Regions from separate parts of the Homo sapiens genome. Here regions 2, 3 and 4 are each linked to region 1. A link is a loop called in an ENCODE intact Hi-C map of the cell type or tissue named here. Cell type or tissue: HCT116. All regions are shown on one strand. Region 1 has its middle 250 kb from the start of TRQ-TTG4-1. Region 2 overlaps EPM2A (EPM2A glucan phosphatase, laforin). Region 3 has its middle 150 kb from the start of TRQ-TTG4-1. Region 4 overlaps UTRN (utrophin).

Region 1 (5,000 bases):
AGGTTACTTGGAGATTAGTCAATACCTTCCCAACACTAGGAAGAGTTTGGATTGAATTCTAAGGGATATGGGAAGTCACTGATGGTTTTAAAAAGAGGAGTTATCTGATTTAGAGGGTTAAATGACCACTTTGGCAGGAAGACCAGTTAGGAGGCTTTTGTAGTAGTCCAGGAGAGGGCAGGTGGCTTGGTCTTTGGTCATAGCAATGGAGGTGATGAGAAGTCAGTGGTGTACTAGGAGTTATCCTTGACTCCTCTTTTCCCAAACATCTCACATTCAAACTATCTACCTTCAAAATATAACTCCTAGTATTTTGACCGGAATAACTGATTGAAAAGCTATTCCATGTTGTTATGGACTGTGTGTGTTCTCCCAAAATTCATATATTGAAGCCTATATCCCAGTGTGACTATATTTGGATACAAGGCCTCCAGAAAGGTAAAATTAAGGATATATGGGGTCATAGGATAGGATTCTAGTTTAGTAGCACTGGTGTCCTTATAAGAAGAAGGGACACCAGACATCTCTTTCTTTCTATTCACAGACTAAGGAAAAGCTATATGAGGATACAGCAAGAGGGCAGCCAACTACATTCCTGGAAGACAGCCCTGAAACCAACACTGATGGCACCTAGATCTTAACTTCTGGCATCTGGAACTGTGAAAAAATAAATTTCCATTGTTTAAGCCATGCAGTCTGTGGTAATGTTTTATGGCATCTCTAGCAAATTAATATACCATGTAATAGTATGTAGAAAACTGTGGAAAGAGTAGATTTGGGCAGGGTGGGAGCGTGGGGGTAAAAATAAACAGTTCTCCTTGTGGAAATGGTTGTGGATTATATGAGTTTTAAAGTCAGAGTGAAGGATGTTGAGATATAAAGGAGAGAGTCAGTAATGTGTGGCTTTGAGGCTTGGATTTTTCTTTTCTTTCCTAAACATCTGACTCTACCACCACTAGCCTCCTCCATTCCTGCCTTCTTGAATAACTATTTCTATTACGCCATTTCTCTTCTTCCTATTGAACACTACTTTCTGTGAAGGATTAGCTGTGATGTGGTGTAAAACTCTTTGGACTTAGGCCAGGTATGGTGGCTCAAGCCTGCAATCCCAGCATTTTGGGAGACTGAGGCAGGCAGATCACGAGGTCGGGAGATCGAGGCCATCTGTCTAACATGGTGAAACCTCATCTCTCTACTAAAAGTACAAATAATAATAATAATAATTAGCCGGGTGTGGTGGCAGGTGCCTGTAGTCCCAGCTACTCAGGAGGATGAGGCAGGAGAATGGCGTGAACCCGGGAGGTGGAGCTTGCAGCGAATTAACTCACTACACTAAAATGTCACTGAATAATATCAATAAACACATACATTTTTATTGTATGTGGATCGCGCCACTGTACAGCAGCCTGGGCAACAGAGCGAGACTCCGTCTCAAAAACAAACAAACAAACAATCAAAAAAACCTCTTTGGACTTAGTGTTAAGTACTCTGGGTTCAGGTCCCATCTCTAACCCTTACTATCTGTATAGCCGGGGAGTCTTGAGCAACTGATTCACTTAACCTCACTGGCATCAACTTCTTCACCTGAAATATGAATAAAGATATTTACCTTACAGGCTTATTATGAAATAACAACTATGCATGAGAAAAAAATGAGTATAAAAGCATTTTATAAAGTGAATATCGCAATAAAAACGTGTTTATTGATATTATTCAATGACATTTTAGTGTGATGAGTTAATTTCCTAGGAGTGATTGCATATAAACTGTAGAGAAAATACTAGACCCACGAAAAACACTTCCATTGTTAATGATGCAAGGGAACTTCTGTCTACTCTACTTCCCCAAATCTCTTCATATAAATGAGTGACCAGTCTACCTACCAATGAAATCAGTTTCATCCTCAATTTTCTATGGAGTGAACCTGTTGCAGGACGGATGGGTTCCAAAATTTAGCGTTAATCTGGGATGGTCCTTGGCTTTACCCAGGATAGAATTTAAGGGCAAGCCGGATCACCAGTAAGACAGTAATCTTCTGTTGAACAGTACTGCTCCTTGCAGAGAAGTTCTAATCATAGGCAGTGCACCCAGATTTATCAATGTATGGGCTCTTGGCAACTGTATTTGTACTCACTTAAACCCACTTTCAGTTACATGTGAATTAAGAGGCAGGTCAATGCAAATTGAGGGAAGGATTATTTGGAACTTTCTAAGAAAGAGACAGTAACTTAGGGGTTGTTAGAATGGAAAGAGGGGGTAACTTTTGGGTTGCTGTCGTGGCATTTGTAAATAGTCATGGCACTAGAGATTGCTTTCATCGCCATCTGCTGGTTCCTGCTGGTTTCTTCACTTTATCCTGTCTGGACCAGACCCTGATTTGGTTAGCAGGGTTGTGTCCAGAAAACCAGTCCTGCTGGTCTCCTACCTCAGTTCTATTTCTGTTTATGAACTAGATTGACTTGCTCTAGAAGATATAATACAGACTATAACATAGAGTTAGAGATTTGTAAGATGTTAAAGAACCCTTAGATATATTGTCCAGAGATGGCAAAATTGCAAATTAAATTACCACTCTCCTATCTTTTGGCCATGAAAGACATTACTTATTTACCAGAGCACATTTGTCTACTAAGCCCTCAATAGCCTCGAAATCATTTTCTTTATGGTATAGAGCCTCTACCATTTTGTTTCAGCAGGAAAATTTTATTTGCCATCTGTGATTCCTTTCATTATACAGATGGAGAAACTGAGACCTTGAGAGGTAATTTGTCTAACAGCATGCTTACTGTTTTTAGTGAATGCCAAAAATACCTAAGCAGGAAGCTGCATTTCTATATATGGAAAATGAATGTACTTATTATAAATGTGCATATACCTTCACACCTCACCACACATATATACATGATTGTTCATTTGAAATCTTTTTTTTTTCTGATTGAAGATACCCCTAAGGAGGCTGGAGACACCAAAAAATCTTTCTTAACTAACATTGGCAGTATTGAAACACTGCCTTCTGAGAGAAATGACTTTTGTCTTTTACTTAATTAATTATAAACAGGAATCACTAGATACCTGCAGGTTGTTGTTTGCTTACTTATTACAGCCAAGCTCTGCCATTCTTAAATCTCTTTTAACTCTTAAAAAGGCAGGCAGAGAGGTTTCTTCTCCTTTGATCTTCTTAAGGGCACTGATACATTAAAGGATGCTATGATGTCTCAGACTGCCAAAATATAACACTAATAATACTGTGTGCTCTCCAAACACAACATCCTTCCTATAATATCTTCCCTTGACAGACATAATTACTTGAATCATCCACAGGGGCCTCTTAATGAAACTTTCTGTTTGTAGCAACTTTTGTTTCATTTAATTAGCTGTCTGTATGAGCAGTGCATGAAGGCAGTTGTTTTCTTACACAGCAAAGAATAATGTCAATTCATTTCTAAGGGTGAGCTAAATTGAAGGTGCCTGTATTAGCAGAATCACTTTCTATTTGGATTAAGCAAGCTGTCAATATTGCAGCTCCTATGTTACAACACTCTTGTTGCCATCTAACCTCAACCTGTGTATGTACAAATATTTCATTAGGTTATTCCTATAACAGGACATTAAAATGGGACTTGTCCTGTCTTTCAATTGAGGCCAAAGACACTAGATGACACCTTCTAAAATGAATTGTAAGTCAGTTCACTGATTGAATGACTCTCAAGCCACACGATTTTTTTAGATCTTTTTAACGATCTAAAAAGTGGCTATTATTGGGCGTGATAAGTAGAATTTGGAGAGGACTTCTTTGCAGTGAGCTATCTTGTTGAGTTCAACCTATGAAACGAGAGAGTGTGTGTAAAGGGGGCAATTGCCCCTAATCCCAAGTCTAGCATGAAAAACTCCAATGGGATTACATTGAGAAATTGATATGCAATCTCTGTAGGTTTTGAATCAGATTAATGGGGCTTGGCTCATGCTTGAGAAGGCTGCAGTAGCTTGTGGTTTAGGAGTGAACTGTCTGTGATAGCATTGCCTTCCTTCCAACTGCAGACCAGTGGGCATGATTCCTAAGGACCAGGTATGGGAACCACACTAGTAATGTCAGCCTGAACTCATTTTAAAAGTGACTGTCTTGGAGGGATTTTCAGTTATGGTAGCATAAAAACATTGGTGAATCCTTTTAGCCAAACTGAACAAAATTGTCAAAAGGATGAAATATTTCCAGGCACTGGACTGACCATAGAGCCCAGAGTGTGTAAACCACAATTTTAGAATCATGTATTCTTAAAAACCTGGAGTGCTTTGGGAAGGAAAGGCAGACATCTATGCCCTTTTGCTTGGGCTGCTCCCATCCTCCCTCCTGCCCCAGCACAGTTGACAAGAAGTATAGTTTTACCAGTGTGGTGCTGTCTAAAAAACCCAGCAGCTTTATTGCCAGAGGGGACAGAATCAATTTGAGAAAAAAGACAAAACCCCATAGCTGTGTCAGCTAAAACTAAAGAACTTGGTAGAAAATAAATGGGGAGGACCTGTAGCTTTGCTTATCTAGGTTTGTGGTCCTGGTTAGGGTGAGCAGTGAACTAGTAAAAATTTAATAAGAAGATCTTGGAAGAGAAAGAGCTATGAAAGTCCTAAGATATACTTTTCATATATCCTCGGCCTACTGGGAAACTACATTTATCCTAGCTTTATCCTAGCGTAAAGTATAAGTTAAGGGACACTTGAAAACTTGCTGCAACTTGGAATGTACTTCCCAGCCCATGTACAGATCAATGAACAGAAGGAGGAAAACTTATGGGCTTGAGGGGTTTGAACACAACCTCAATCTACATTATTGTCTGATTACTAAACTGTGCAGTTATAGGAATAACACCTAGGAAGCCAGGGTAAAATAGAAAAATAAAAAGAAAAGAATACAGAATGGAGACATCAGTAGGTACATATTTTTGGGGAGACAGACATTGGAGTTTATGTCCAAGCAAATTAATAAAAAAGTAACACTTGGAAAAATA
Region 2 (5,000 bases), 700 kb after region 1:
TCTGCTTGAAACCCATTCTAGGAAGTCTAACCTAATATGTGACCCACTAAGGAATAAAAAGAGGGTCCCCAGGAAGGTTCATCTTGATGTACCCAGCTCAACAAAGCCAGTGTCAACCAGAGCAGCTATAGATAGGCTCCACATAGAATTTAATTTGATAAGACATTTCCATTCTTAAAAACAATAAAACCTCAAGAAAAGACAGAAATCCAGATCTTTTAACATAAAGTATTCCAAACTTTAAATGCTGACAACTAAGTTGAAAAACTGTAAATCCTTTGCAGGTCAAACAAGACATTCTACCCTCTGAGTTTCTGACTCTGTAATTTAATACAGGCCCTAGTTCTCAGTAGATGCTCCATACACACTCATTAAGTCCATGAATAAACACAAGACTAGAAAAACAGCAATAAAAGCCTATTTGATCTGAGACACTACTAAGCACTTCTAGCCTAACCTGTGGTTCACACCAGCTCCAGGCTAATCTGACTCTGGACCAACCAAAAGCTTCCTGAAAGCACTATTGAGCCAGCCAAGGTTGTGAGGAGAGGGAGAGGTAGAGCATTTGGGCAGGTAAGTCAAGTAGCCTGAGGTATTAGGGCCTGAGATAAAAGAGAGGGGTCAAAAGGCCCTAAAGATATGCTTTATCCAAGGTTGATCCTGAAAGAAATCTGCAGCTTTCAGCCTTTCTCTCTCTCTCTCTCTCTCTCTCACACACACACACACACACACACACACACACTTTCCTTTCTTACTCCAGGAGCAGATATATGATGAATATATTATGTGGGGGGCATATTTTTTTCCATCTTTGAAGTGTAATATAGATAGGATCTACATTATCTATAACATCCTTTGGTAGAAACTTAAAGACTTGGAACTAATCCTACAATTCCAACTTTGTGATTTTCAAAGCCCTTTCATATCAATTATCTTATTCTACTGTTATAGTCCTGTAAGGTGGAAATTACTATCCTCATTTTCTTAATGCAGGAACTAGCCTGCCGATATCCTCCCAGCTACCCAGTGGTGACAAGGCTTTAGCCCAGTTGTCTTGGCTCCAAGGTCAGCATTTCCGTGCAATGGGAGAGCCGAAATCAGTGTGTTGAGCAAGGGAAAGGAAGTCAGACTTTGACAACAGAGGGGTAGCTGAGGACTTCATGAAGCCTGTGAACTCATTTGGGAGGCAAGGGTAGACATTTGTTATAAATAGTGCTGCAGTGACAGAGGTCAAAACACAACCTGAATACCTTCTATGCAAAGAAAATTTTAACGAGCAGATTTGTTTCATTTTGTTTTGTTCAGGTGAGTGTTAGATTTGGCAGATTTTCATTCCCTAGGTGAAAGACACAAACCAAAATGTTTATAAAAGATTTTTTAAAAAAAGAAATCTACACCACCATTCCACATATGACAAAAGCATGCAAGAGTAAGGATCGATCACACGATTGATTATAACAGGTCTGTGACAACTAGCGGTGACAGTCAAGCCTAACAAACTGTCTTCTTTCTCAGACTTCAACTGAGAGCATTATGCTGCAGCTCAAAACACTTCCAACTGGGTTTTTCTCTAGAGTTCTAAAAATATTCAGCTGATTAATCTATGTGTTCATTGGGCTAATACTGTGAGCCACAGACATTGGTCTATTGGTAAAAAGTTCCCCTGCCACTCAGAAGTGGTTATTAACCCTTAGATTACACCCCCAGGTTAGGCCAAGCCAAAGAAATCCATTAGTCGGTCTTACAGCTGGGCCTTTATCACGTGGAAGCTTGCATTTTGCAGCTCAAATGCCACTGCACTGTCTCAGCCTGAAAGAAGCTATGCTACTGCACTAACAGTTACGACTGTGACCTGGTAACCCACTGACCGCAAAAAAGGTTCGTGAACACAACTACAATGGGTCCTTGGGGATACAGTTTTCCCTCAGGCTTCTGCAGAGTCCCAAACTATCAAGCAAATTACTATCTGTCAGCAGAGCCTTCAGGTAATCAGTGTGTGGGTTGGGATGGGATGGCGGGGGATGCGTGGCACAGTTGGCAGCCTAACTTCTCCCAGCCTCGTCTCACATCATTCTCCAACAGGATAACAATGCTGTCAAATCAGATTCAGAGATGCTAACATCAAAATGCTCTCTGGAAGCTACAGTCCTTCAAATCCTAACTATCTTCTCTGTTTTGAAACCAGGAAAACCAGCTGGACAAGGTAAATATCACCTGGATTCAACCAATGTGCATCTTCGCAAATGAAGTTTTTCTTTTTTTCTTCCTTGAAGAAGGGCAGAGCTCTTACAGCTAAATCATGCTTCCTTAGGTCAGGTTACCAAGAGGAATAACCAGACTGTCAGCAGCTCTCTCCACCTTCAGGAACAAACATTATACCCCATCCCCAATGGCAATTCAGCTCAGACACAGATCAACAAAGGGGCCCAGCCTGGCCAGGAGGACCACCTGAGATCCATAAAGGGCTGAGGTGGGCAAGGTCCAGAAACGTAGATTTCCTGTGGTCCTCATGGTTTTTTATCTTGCAGACCATTCACTCTTGGGGAGACAAGCTACTTCCCTTGCAATTTGTAGGCTCTGCCTAACTCCAGATGATCATGAACATAAGGGGTTGAAATTGCATGGGTCTGAAGAACCTGCCTGAAGCGTCTGTGTAAGAATGCAGGGAGAAGCTTCATAGCTGGTAAAGTTGCTGTCTGGAGCAATGTTCTGGGTCCGACTGCCAGCCTTGAAATTCAGAATGGGCCTCTTTTTAGTTCTATGACATGGGCAATAACTTTTTCATGCCTCAGCCTCTTCGTCTGCAAAATAGAGACAGCTACAATATCTGCCTGGAGTCTTATTATGAGAATTAAATAAGCTAATTCTTGTAAATTGCTTAGGAGAGTGTTTTGTACATAATATACATTTGGGGGAAGAGGGCTAAAGATAGAAACGTCTCTGAGCTGGATATCACTGTCCTTTCCCCAGCAGAGGAGGTCATCAAACTCCTTAGCCTCTCCCATTTCTGAAGCTCTCTGCTGCCCCCTGCTGACAGCTGCTTGATACTATCGGTGTAACTTGGTTCTCTCCTCTGCCGACTGTAGTTATCTCTACTCCTCTTCGACAAGTACCCTATTCTACAACCAGGCTAAAATCCCTATCATTCCTCTAAAATTCCATGCTTCTGTGCCATAGCCTGTGCTGCTGCTTCCCCCTAGCATGCCCTTTCTCCCTCCACATCTACCTATCAAAGCCATGCCCACCTCAAGTGCCATGGCATTCACGCAGCCTCCCTTTGTCGCTCCCCAGAATGTGCTCTTCCCATGCATAACCCTCCTCCAGCACGGTCCTCACTCCTCTCTTACCCATTCCCCTCTGTGCTGTAATTAGTGTCGAACTCGTCTTACTGTACAACTGCTTCTTCCTGCTATAGGATAGCGTCTAAAGTCCTTTTTGTCGCTCAAATCCTGCAGGATCATCTTTCCTCGTTCTCTGATCCAAGCCACATTGGTCTTTCAGTTTTTGCAACACTCTGTGCTCTCTCCTGCCACAAGGATTCTTCTAAGCTGCTGCTTCTGCCTGGGTCACTCCCTCCACTCACTCTTCCTCCAGCCCACCCTCAGATCTTAGCCCAAACACTACTTTCCAAGAAAACCCTCTTTGACCCCACTTCTTGGCCTGATTACCTGTACATAATCTCATAGCAATATCTATATATTTTCTAACAAAAAATTCATCATAGTTTTAAACTTCTATTTTTAGTCATTTGATTAACATTTGCCATCCCTATAGGACAATGCGCTCCGTGGGGGCAGAAGTTGTGCCTGTCTTTCTTTACTGCTGTGTTCCTAGCTACTAGCATAATGCCGCATACCCAGTACATACACAATAAATATGTGTTGAATGAATAAACAAAGAAGCCACATTAAACAGAATCTTAGCCACAGTGTCAAAACATATGTATTATATATATTAAATCTAAAATCTTATATTTATTCCATTTCTACCATTCATTTTTAAGATATTAAATTATAGATAGACAGACAGACAGCAAGGGTTTCTCTGAAATACAGCAAGGAGGCAGAACAGTTCTGATCCTTACCTTCGGTGCTCATATCTGGTGTTGGCATCCAGATGTAGGCCAAGCCTTCTTCCCTATATAGTTTAATCATAGTGTCTGGAGTCATGGGCTCTGGGTAGCGGTTACAGCCTGAGGAATTCTGTACAATATCCCATTCAGTCTGGAAATTCATTACAGCTGTAATCCCCAATTCATGCTTCAGTTTGATGGTTACATGTTCCACCTGACGAGGGCAGCTACCCAGCCAGATATTTGGTAGAATTCTAATGAGAACATATGGAGACAACTATCACTAGTGTTGTTCTGATTTGAGGTTTAAGGAGCTGCATAAAACATGTAGTATTAAAATATAACTAACCTTTAAGTCTGGCACAGGAAAAGCTAGATATTTTAGAATATGAACACCAATGTTATTATTGAAAGAAAAAGTACTGGTGTTGCTGCTTTGGGGAAAGCAAGTATTTCAATTAACTAGAACGCCAGGAAATGGACATTTGCAAACCAAATCAAGCAATATATTAAAATAAGTCTACCAAGTTGTACTTATTCCATGAATGCATATATGGTTCCACATGATAAAAATCCATCAATAGACTTCAAATGCTAACAAATTAGAGGTGAAAATTCCTGTAATTATATAAATAAATTCTGAAAAACAAATTTCAGCAGGCATTCCGGTTTAAAAGTCTATGCAAATATTTCAAATAGTATGAGACTTTTAACATATGCTAAAGAACAGAAGCTAAAAAACAACAGACTTCTTTTAATAAGATCAGAATCAACATTAATTCCATTAGTACCTAGCAGTGTTCTATAGGTTTCATCTAATGCTGCAAGGTAAGAAGGAGAAATAGCAATATAGTTTCCTTTTGGAAATTATCATTGAGGTTTATTATAGAAAAAAATAATGAAATGAAAAAGTTAAAAACTCAGAAAA
Region 3 (5,000 bases), 97 kb after region 1:
AGTGCCTATAATGTAAAAGAAAATTAAATATAATGGCTAAATAGAATGGCTAACTCTGATTAAAAAAAAATCCTTAACATTTGCTGAACGCTTCAATTTTTTGGTAAGTAGATGAGGCTCTGGATCAGCATAAAACAAAATAAATTTAAGGCATATTTGTGCCAGAAATTTCAGTCTGCATTTTTCAGACAGGAATAATCATATTGTAATCCTACTTGAGATCAAATTAATCTCAAAAAGAAAGTTCCCAGGGGACAAAAAGCACCTTTTTTTTAGCTTTATGTGCACAGCATCTGGCATTGTGGGTACCATGTGCAGGTCCAGTTCACTGTCTCTGTTGCCACTGATACTGGTGAATTAAAGTCCAGGCAAGAACGGAAGCACCACAGCACCACAGGACCACATGGACTTTGAAACGGCAAATATTGCTACAGGGCATGAGCTCACTATTTTAAAATTTTAGGGTGAAAGAGGTCCTTAGTAAATATTGAAGCTGATTAGCAATTGGCATAAACATAAAATATATTGGAAACTGACATCTTTGGACCCTAAGCTGGTTTGGGTTTAAAAAATGGATGCTGGTGATAATTTGAATGCAGAAAATTATGTCTAGAGCCTAAGGTGCAGGTAAAGGAAGGAGAAAATGGGTAGCTAAAGTAATCAACACAAAATGCTAAAGCAATTATGTGGCCCAAGTCAAAACAAACAAACAAACAAAAATAAAACTGGCCATGTAGGCCAGTTACCCAGAAGGAGTATAACCCCAAGTAGGAGAAAGCATACATATCAGAGTAAACTGTTAATTACTAACTTTAAAAAGTGAGTATTATCAAAGATATTGGGGACACAGGTATGTGGAGTAAGTGCCAGGAAATTAGTTCCTGGGGGGTGGGTGGTTATTTGAACTATCCTGGGATTCTCTGGACGCAATTTCTATATTGAGGTATCATCATTGGAAAACGCTGAGAAATGATATCTTAACTTTTCCAGAAGACCCAGAATAATCATAGGGACTATTAACTAATTCATTAGGAAGATAGGGAATTTTTTCTTTCCCCAAATAAGGATGGCAAACAGAATTCAAATACTTTTCACAACCTTTCATCATTGTGCTGTTATAATGACTGAAGACACATTGGGTTTTTAATTATTAGCAATCTGACTAGCACTGCATAACAAAGTTTACTTGCTAATTGAGATGAAATGTGTTTTGTCATCAACAAATTGAAACAATATTGTGTAAGCATGCTACAATATTTATGTCTCTCTCTTTCTATCCTACTATGAAAACATCATTAGTTTAGCACCATTTGGTCATCATAATCTCTCTTTGTTTCACAGCAATTCCAAAGGCATCAAATATTCCAGTGTAATGCACTCAATATGTTGAGCTGCACTTATTAATTTTGGAAATTAAATGGTTATGCTTATTAATGTGAGCTTTCACCACTCTTCAAGCTTTCAAAACTGAATTGAAAAAAATGGCATTACGTGAATCTACATTTGGAAAATGTGAATATCGTCAGTGTTCTTTTTTGTTGAGGGGAGGGATTCTTGAAAGGCAAACTAAATTGTTTCTGTTCTATATGCATAGGTTGGAGAGACGCAGCTTATCAAAAAGACGGGAAATAAAACAGCAGGGTAACCATTATAGAACTTCAATTTAGAATGTTTGAATTTTTGTGCCCAGCGTATCTCTTTTGTGGTACATCTGAAAGTCACAAAGATCAATAGGAGGGGGTTTTAGGAGGCACGCAGCCTGACGGTCCAGTGTGTTGCTTATGTCCAGTTCCTTAATGCCTAAGTTCTCAGGGTTGGGAAAGAGGCCAGACAATATATATTTTTGGATTTAAATGTATTTTAGGTTGGAATATCTTTTTTAAAGGACATGGGAATGACTAGATAATTGGTCTCAGTGTCACCTCTTGACCACAGTAAATGTGTTTTCTCTTTAAATAAATGTATCTAGAAGAAACTACAAAGGAGTGCCCTCCGTTTTAGCTCAGGATTCACGTACTCTGACATAGCATGGAGGAGGAATGTGCCAAGATGGATGAGAAAAAACCATTGGTGAAAAAGTTTCAGATGAATTGTGAACTCTTTTTCACTCTCCATATATATGATGTTTTGGCAAAATCTATAACATTGATGGTCATGCTTTTTAGTTTCTGGCACTTCCTGTAAAGCAAGTTTGTTGGCTTTACCTGGAGAAAGAATTATGCTGACAGGCAGTATCCATTACTGACCTGACAATTTTGTCTCCCGTGCTATCTGTCATCTTTGTATTCATTTGTCTTAGAGTCATTCTATTCCTTGAAGAAATGAGACTGCCATCTTCTGGTGGCCTTCAGTGTAGTTAGGTGACTATCGTTAATACAGTCATTGTCTTTGCTATAAGATGTTACCCTTCTGCTGTTTATATCATTAAAATATGCTTGTCTTAGGCTTAGGGAATAAAAACTCAGATTTGGCCCACAAAAAGGAGAACTTATCATGTGTCGACATTTTTACCACTTTCTTTTAATGTTCATAACCACTCATCTGTGTTATAGTTTTTACAGTGGAATAAAAAACTATTTTACAATTCATTTCCAGACATTTCAGAACTATCTATGAAAAATTATTAGAATTGCTCATAAGGTATAATAAACATGATTTTGTGTATAGAATCATACGTAGTACAGAACTATGAACATCAGCAGTACATGATGCATGCAGATGACTATATAATAATATAGTGTCTACATGTAAAATAAAATGTACAGTGTTTTCTAATTACATAAAAGGCAGCCATATGGCTAAACATATAATGTTAAATGTAATATAATATCTCTACTTTACAAAAGAGATTATTAAAACTCAGATGGGTGCCCCAAGTCATATAAGAAGCAAAATTAAAATGTATAATAATATATTCTGAATCCAAAGCTGGTGTCAATTTCTGCCTAGTTATTAGCCTTTAAGGCTTGTAGAAAAGACAAAAAGCAGGGGAATGCAATAACTTTCTGTAAGATAAATGTATCTGACTTATATTTTTCAGTATGGAAAATTTTTCTATTTTGTTCACTAGTGATTTTCTATTTTGTTGACAGTGATTCAAAAATATTTCTTTCTTGTACCTGCTGCCTCTCATGACATTTTTTTCAACAGATACCATGTCTCAGCCAATTTCTTCTCTCTTTTACCAGGGATAATTTAGATAACACATAATTTGTGTTGGAAAAAAACTTCTTCAGTTCTCACACTGATTATCTATCTATATTTCTACTACCTTTTAGCAGAAAGGATTTGAAATGTCCAATATACATCCTGAAGACATGTCGGTTCCTTAAATATTCTGTGAAATCAGACATTAACAATGAGCATAGCATTTAATAAAAAATTGCCTGGAAATTATGTTCATTATCTTTTGTTAAGGTAATTAATACTGTGACTACTAGCCAAGCAACACCAGGAACACAGGCGTATCAAAGTTAAATTCATTAGTGTAATTAACACATACCAAGGCTACCGTAGGGTATTTCAGAAAAGAGGGAGTTAGGCGACAGTATTACTTGTAGGCTGGAGCTAATCACAGGCAGGTCTTCTGAGATACTGGTCAGAATTTGTAAACTCGGGGGTTTTTGAACAATCAGAAGGCTTATGAATCTGGGAAAAGTTAGATCGGTTTATCTGTGGTTTTATCTTGGAACGTATGTCTGAATGGAATGAAAATTGTGATCTCAGATAATTTGCTTCCATTTAATGATTTAGGATACTTTACCTGTTTTGTGAGCCAGAGGACAGTTTTGCAAGTCGATTCTATGTCAGTTCTCAATAGCAGAATAATTTTATTGTTGGAAGTTTTATTCTGCAGAGATAAAATATGAGATTCTTCCTTCTTTTTTTTTCTTTAATTATTATTTATTTATTTATTTATTTTTTTGAGACGGAGTCTCGCTCTGTCGCCCAGGCTGGAGTGCAGTGGCGCGATCTCGGCTCACTGTAGGCTCCGCATCCAGGCTTCACGCCATTCTTCTGCCTCAGCCTCCCGAGTAGCTGGGACTACGGTGCCCGGCACCACGCCTGGCTAATTTTGCTGTATTTTTAGTAGAGACGGGGTTTCACCGTGTTATCCAGGATGGGAGATTCTTCCTTCTTAAACAGATGTTTATTCAATTCATTCTTCAACTATTTATAAACTATCAATATGTGGCAGATACTGTGCTATTGCTACATCGCATTTATAATCTAGCTAGCAGTGATTTAATTATATGATTAAAGCAACCCTCATTTAGCTTTTCCAGCTGTGTCTTCATTTTTAAAAAAGATTATTTTTAATTCAATTACCAGCTAATTCATATGAGAAGATATTTGGAGTTTACCTACCGTGGCAGAGACTGCCAACCGACTTAGCCATATAGGTCTTGATTTGTAGAGGAACACATGGCTACCTGAAATTACAACTTCATTTCTCTACTTTTTGTAGTGAAGTGTGGCCACCTGATGAAGTGATGGCAACAAGATATAAGTGAAAATGGTATTTATATTCCAGGAAGCACGTACAGTGCAAAAGAAGGATGGATACTCTCTTCAAAACTACCTCCATCCTGCTACCCCAATGCCTGGGATGCAGAAGTGATGACTGGAGTTTGATCAGCCATGTTAGGTAATGAGGTAGAATCTATGTGATAAGGATGGCAGAAGAACAACACAGAAGAAACCAGTGCCTTTAAGGATCATTTAATCCCATGGTCACTTCCCTCTAGAATTCATTTACTTGTGCAAGAAATATGTTTATCTTATTTAAACCATTTCTACTTTGGGCTTTCCATCACTACTTTAAGTTTGTTCTGCTCAAGAGTAAAATAAGCAAGAATTAAAGTTATCACAAATAAGCCCTTCCACCCCACCCCTGGAAGGGACAACAGCTGAAATAGTGAATATTTAAAGCTTTAGAAATTTTCAATTATGAGATTGTACAAAGCTTCTTAAATAGCACTTCTTGTATTTTAGAAAAC
Region 4 (5,000 bases), 280 kb before region 1:
CATTGAATCAACACACCTTTATTGAAAACATATTATTTAGCACACACTCTAGGGGTTCATTTCTCTTATTCTCTGAACTTGAAATCCTTTTCTTGTTGATCTTTCATATGGGTCACTAAACAGATTCTATTTTACCTGATTAAATAAATGGTAACAAGGCCTAGGTCTACTCCTTCGATTTTACTGTATACTTACTTAACAGTTCACTTTGTCAGACTTCTACCCCCTCTACAAGATTAAGAAAATTAGTGGTTACAGTGTCATGCAATTCTATTCGGCTTGAAAAGTTATTGAGGCATGTTTTTCCACCTTTTTAACCTTCATTTATTTAGTAGAAGCATTCCCTTAAGTGTATGATGAGTCAACACTGGTTTTGCCTGACTCCAGTAAAGTCAAAGCATTATTTAATTTAAAATGTGTGCATGTTAAGTTCCTTTCTTTGCATTTAATTGGAGACTTTTTTCCACAGTTAGCTCACCAAAATGTTACTAGGTTCCTCTGTGGCTGTCTACTATTTGAACAGACAAGCAACTAATTAGAATAACAGAACAACATGACTGTCATTCCTCCATTCTTACAGGTTATTTTTAAAAAGAGATTTTGTTTAAAAAGAGAAAATATGTATTATATTAAGGAAATATAAGATCCATACTCTCCTTGAGGCATTTTTTCACTTCACCATGCCAACATTCCTTTATTCCCTATCATAATACCGATCAAGAAATGGGAGGTTTTCCTAAGTCAAGAAAACCTCTCACACATAAAAATTCAAACTGGGAAAGCAAATGTATCAGGGGGCGGCTTTTAATTTGACAAAAGATCTGCTACATTACAAAAGAATTTTTCTAAAGATTACTTTATGTAGACAACTCCCTCAGTGTACCGAAAATCAAAGAATGTTCTACATTTTAAACACATTTTAAAATGGGCACACCTGTTCCTAATATTCTTATGTAAATGGACCTATTTACATGTGAGACCCAATGTGGTGGGTAAATGAAAACCAGTGTGTGAGTTACTCAAGTTTGTTAATGATGTTAGAAATATAGTCAAAATAGCTCAGTCTGCTCTTGCTATGCTATTTTGTCCAGCCAATCTCTCATCCTCCCTTCATCCTAATTCCAGAAGAGAGGATAGGAGTAAAAGCAAAATCTTATTACAAAAAACACACTCTGGAAAGAAAGAAAACTGTATTGGATAATACTCAGTTTGGTATTTGTTTTCTCCTGTCTAGTTCTTAGTACCCTTAGAATTGAGATAATTCATTATTTGTCACTCAGGTAGGTTTCGAGTGAACTGATATATTTAATTAGATCCTTAAAGCCCATAGGATTTATACTGGTCATTTCTGTCAATTGTGAATCTGCTCATACTTGTTCTTCATGAAACTATGGAATAATTTTTCATGTATTTTCATGTGTCAATCTGAAAAGAAACTTAGGTTCTCCAGAACAGAGGAGTTTATTTGAAAATAGCAGAGGATTATAACCCAGAAAATGTGTGCTGAGCCAGATCACAGGCGCATCAAGGAGACTGGGACCAAAGGGAGACTTTTAAAGACAAAGAGAAGTCTTCATAAACTGTTTGTTAAACCAGAAAGATCATTGGTTACAAGAGCTTGCTGTAAGAGTTGGCGACAAATCATTGTTAAAGACGTCATTACTAGACAGATGTCCTTGTGCAAGCTGCTTATCTGGAGCTTTGCGGTCTAGGGGAATTTCCTTGCTAAAAGTCCTGTTACAGGCAAATGTGCAGTAAATGCGGGAATGTCTCCTATAAGGCCTTTACAGGCATTTGTGAGTGAGGGCTCCCCCTTCGTGGCCTTCCAACTCCATTTGCTAGGGTTTGACATAATTGATTCCATTTTGGTATCAACAACTTTCACACATGGATAGTTCAAAATGGAAGCTCCTGTAAAATAATACTTTCATATGTATTTTTTCATGGTGTCTAGTACCTGTGCCACATAGTGAATGCCTGAATAAAGGACCACATGTATTACAGTTGTTAGATTTTCTTAGGGACCCTATTGTTTAAATGACTTATAATAAGCACTTACTGTGTGATGGTAAACACTATGCTATTTATGTCACCTATACTTCTTACTTAACATTAACACAACTCTACACAGTTTGGAATATTGTTGAAATAATCACTTTATAGCTGAGAGTAGAGCATGTATGGGTTAAACTCTTGCCCAAGGTCAGACAGTGAGTTGACTTGTGTCTTCCCATGTTGTCACTGATGCGTCTTCTCCTTTGCTGGCTCTTGTTCCCTTTATTCCTTCAGTAATATAGAGAAACTACAGCCTTTCATTCCCAATAGAGTGAAAATACACCACTCATTCATTATTTTTCAATTATAGTGCAAGGACGAGCAGTTTACCCTAATATCCATTTCTTGTTTGGTTGGGAAATTCACCAACAGAGCAGAAAAGCACAGTGGGGAGAGACCTCAGGGGAAACACATACAACTTTGAGATAAACCCTGTTTTTGTTTTAATGTTAAAATTTAACTTTTAATCCCTTTGTAGTATTTACACAACTGTCAGTGAAATGATAAATCTTCTAGCTCATTTCACAAGAGGGCAGCACTTTCTTTTAAAATTTAAAGTATGACTAAAAAAATACAATCAAATTAACGTTTTCTATCATGAAGTTAAGCTTGAATGATTTACAGGAAGATGGGAGCCTCTCTGTCCTGGGGGCAATTTATGAGTTAAGATGAGTGCAGATCTGCAGGGTAACTTGGGATCCTTAGAAAATGGAACGATGGATTAAAATCAAGCCCTAGAATTTTTGACTTGCAGTTTGAATTTGGAGACTATTTTGGTAACTTTGTAAATGTGTAAAAGTCTGTCAAGATCATGTCTTTCTTTTCTATTATGGCAAAACATGAAGAGTGAATCATTTTAATATATTCAAATTGTTTTGCTCATATCAAATAAAAAGTATTTATTGAGCAATGGTTTTATGTTTAGGATTCTATAGGTCATTTGAGGAACAAATAAATTTAACTTTTTTCTTCATTATTTAAAGAGCTTAACTCCCTTGGGGTGACAAGGAAGGGAAAGCACATTGGCAAAACAACCTGTAAACAAGCCAAGGCAACATGTAAATAAGGTACAGGGTAACAGTACAGCATAATGGAGATGGCCGATTTGGATAGGGAATTGTTGAATTAGGGTTTTAATGCAGGGCTTTGAGTAGAAGGTGGAAATTGAATTGGTCCTCAGTGGGTGGATAAAATTTGAATAGATTTAAAAAAAACAAAACACGAGGAGGCTATTATTTAAGAAAATAGAATCCTGTCAACAGAGAAAAAGTACAAAGTGCATCAGGGCATGCTAGGAAAGCCTGTTGTTTAGAACATTGTAGGAATGATGCCTGGTAGGTAGGATAAGGCTGTATTGTGGCACCTTGAAAGTTAGGAGTCAGGGCTGCACTCTCCAATACCATTGCCGCTGGTTGTATGTGACTATTTAAATTTAAATGAATTAAAATCAAAATCAAAATGTATTTCCCCAGTCACATCATTAGCCACATTTCAGATGTTTAATAGCCATCCTATTATTGAACAACACAAAGATGGAATATTTTCATTATCACAGAAAGTTCTATTGGACAGCACTGCATCACAGTTTAGTTATTTGGGGGTTGGAATATGGAGAATCATTAAAGAAACAGGGAATGATACGACAGTATAAAGAATGTTTGAATTTTAAATCTGTAAGCCGGGAACTTAAAGGGAACTTCTTTTTTTTTAATGTTAAGTGTTTTCGATGGAGCATAAACAGAACTTGCAAGGTATAAGCATTTTGTATAAGTGTTCTAAAAACTGTCATATTTATTTTTTATTTTAAATTAGCTACTAGTATACTAGCTTTAATGAGGAAATAGAAGGTGAGCTAAAGGAAGTAACTTTTTCATTAGTTTTCAAATTCAGTTAGGTTTGTCATGCAGCATACAGAACTGGAGAATACAGAGAGACTGGATTCAGGAATGATGACGTGAAGAAATCCTGTGAGGAGATGTATTAGCTCATTCTCATGCTGCTAATAAAGACAGACATACCTAAGACTGGGTAATTTATTTAAAAAAAAGAGGTTTAATGGACTTACAGTTCCACATGGCTGTGGAGGCCTCACAATCATGGCAGAAGGCAAAGGAGAAACAAAGGCACATCTTACATGGTGGCAGGCAAGAGAGCTTGTGCAGAAGAACTCCCCTTTATAAAACCATCAGATCTCATCAGACTTATTCACTATCAGGAGAACAGCATGGGAAAGACCCACCTTCATGATTTAATTACCTCCCACCAAGTCCCTCCCACAACACGTGGGAATTATGGGAGCTACAGTTCAAGTTGACATTTGGGTGGGACACAGCCAAACCATATCAGGAGGTGGAAGAGAAAAGAAGCAAGAAATATCAAAAAATATTAAGATATTTTGATATTTAAGTAGTGTGTATATGTGGGTGTATTAATTGGTGATTCCAACTTGTTTTAAAGTTTCAAAGTTGTTTGAGATGATATGTATGAGATAATTTAGTAATTCAATAACGACTTTTGGTTGTCTACTATATGGTAGAGACTGTTGTAATTTCTGGGGATACGTCAATGAATACAATAGAGCATTGCTATTTTAGGAATGGCTTCACTGATGTGATGAATATTTTATTATTCAATCTGGCTTTTAATAATTACTGGTCATAGGCCGGGCGCCGTGGCTCACGCCTGTAACCCTAGCACTTTAGGAGGCCAAGGCGGGCAGATCACAAGGTCAGGAGTTTGAGACCAGCCTGACCAACATGGTGAAACTCTGTCTCTACTAAAAATACGAAAATTAGCCAGGTGTGGTGGCACGAGCCTGTAATCCCAGCTACTCAGGAGGCTGAGACAGGAGAATCGCTTGAACCCAGGAGACGGAGGTTGCAGTGGGCCCAGACTGCGCTACTGCACTCCAGCCTGAGCGACAGAGCAAGACTCTGTCTCAAATA

Evidence for each region. Hi-C counts contacts between places; a loop is a spot of excess contacts. Peaks named below come from ENCODE experiments on the same cell type or tissue, not always from the same donor. Only the 100,000 strongest peaks of a DNase experiment are listed, where the experiment ranks them.
Region 2: it touches region 1 in a loop (15-fold over the local background); 5 of 110 quality-filtered maps call a loop at or near these places.
Region 3: it touches region 1 in a loop (3-fold over the local background); 6 of 110 quality-filtered maps call a loop at or near these places.
Region 4: it touches region 1 in a loop (9-fold over the local background); 6 of 110 quality-filtered maps call a loop at or near these places.

The regions. Positions count from the first base shown.
Region 1 is chr6:144,929,298-144,934,297 of GRCh38, forward strand. No RefSeq gene overlaps it. Among named protein-coding and RNA genes, the nearest start is that of TRQ-TTG4-1, 250 kb to the right of the region's middle. In HCT116, a CTCF peak has its summit at 2,351 (motif pointing left); a DNase peak (open chromatin) is centred at 2,290; H3K27ac peaks cover 3,151 bases.
Region 2 is chr6:145,631,161-145,636,160 of GRCh38, forward strand. It overlaps EPM2A (EPM2A glucan phosphatase, laforin), which reads right to left. Exons shown (of 4, transcript NM_005670.4): 3 at 4,085-4,326. Among named protein-coding and RNA genes, the nearest start is that of EPM2A-DT, 100 kb to the right of the region's middle. In HCT116, CTCF peaks have their summits at 3,028 (motif pointing left) and 3,236; a DNase peak (open chromatin) is centred at 3,041.
Region 3 is chr6:145,026,090-145,031,089 of GRCh38, forward strand. No RefSeq gene overlaps it. Among named protein-coding and RNA genes, the nearest start is that of TRQ-TTG4-1, 150 kb to the right of the region's middle. In HCT116, a CTCF peak has its summit at 2,355 (motif pointing left); a DNase peak (open chromatin) is centred at 2,332; H3K4me3 peaks cover 393 bases.
Region 4 is chr6:144,645,914-144,650,913 of GRCh38, forward strand. All of the region lies in intron 51 of UTRN (utrophin), which reads left to right. Among named protein-coding and RNA genes, the nearest start is that of SNORA98, 240 kb to the left of the region's middle. RefSeq lists an enhancer at 2,340-2,634. In HCT116, a CTCF peak has its summit at 2,576 (motif pointing right); a DNase peak (open chromatin) is centred at 2,675.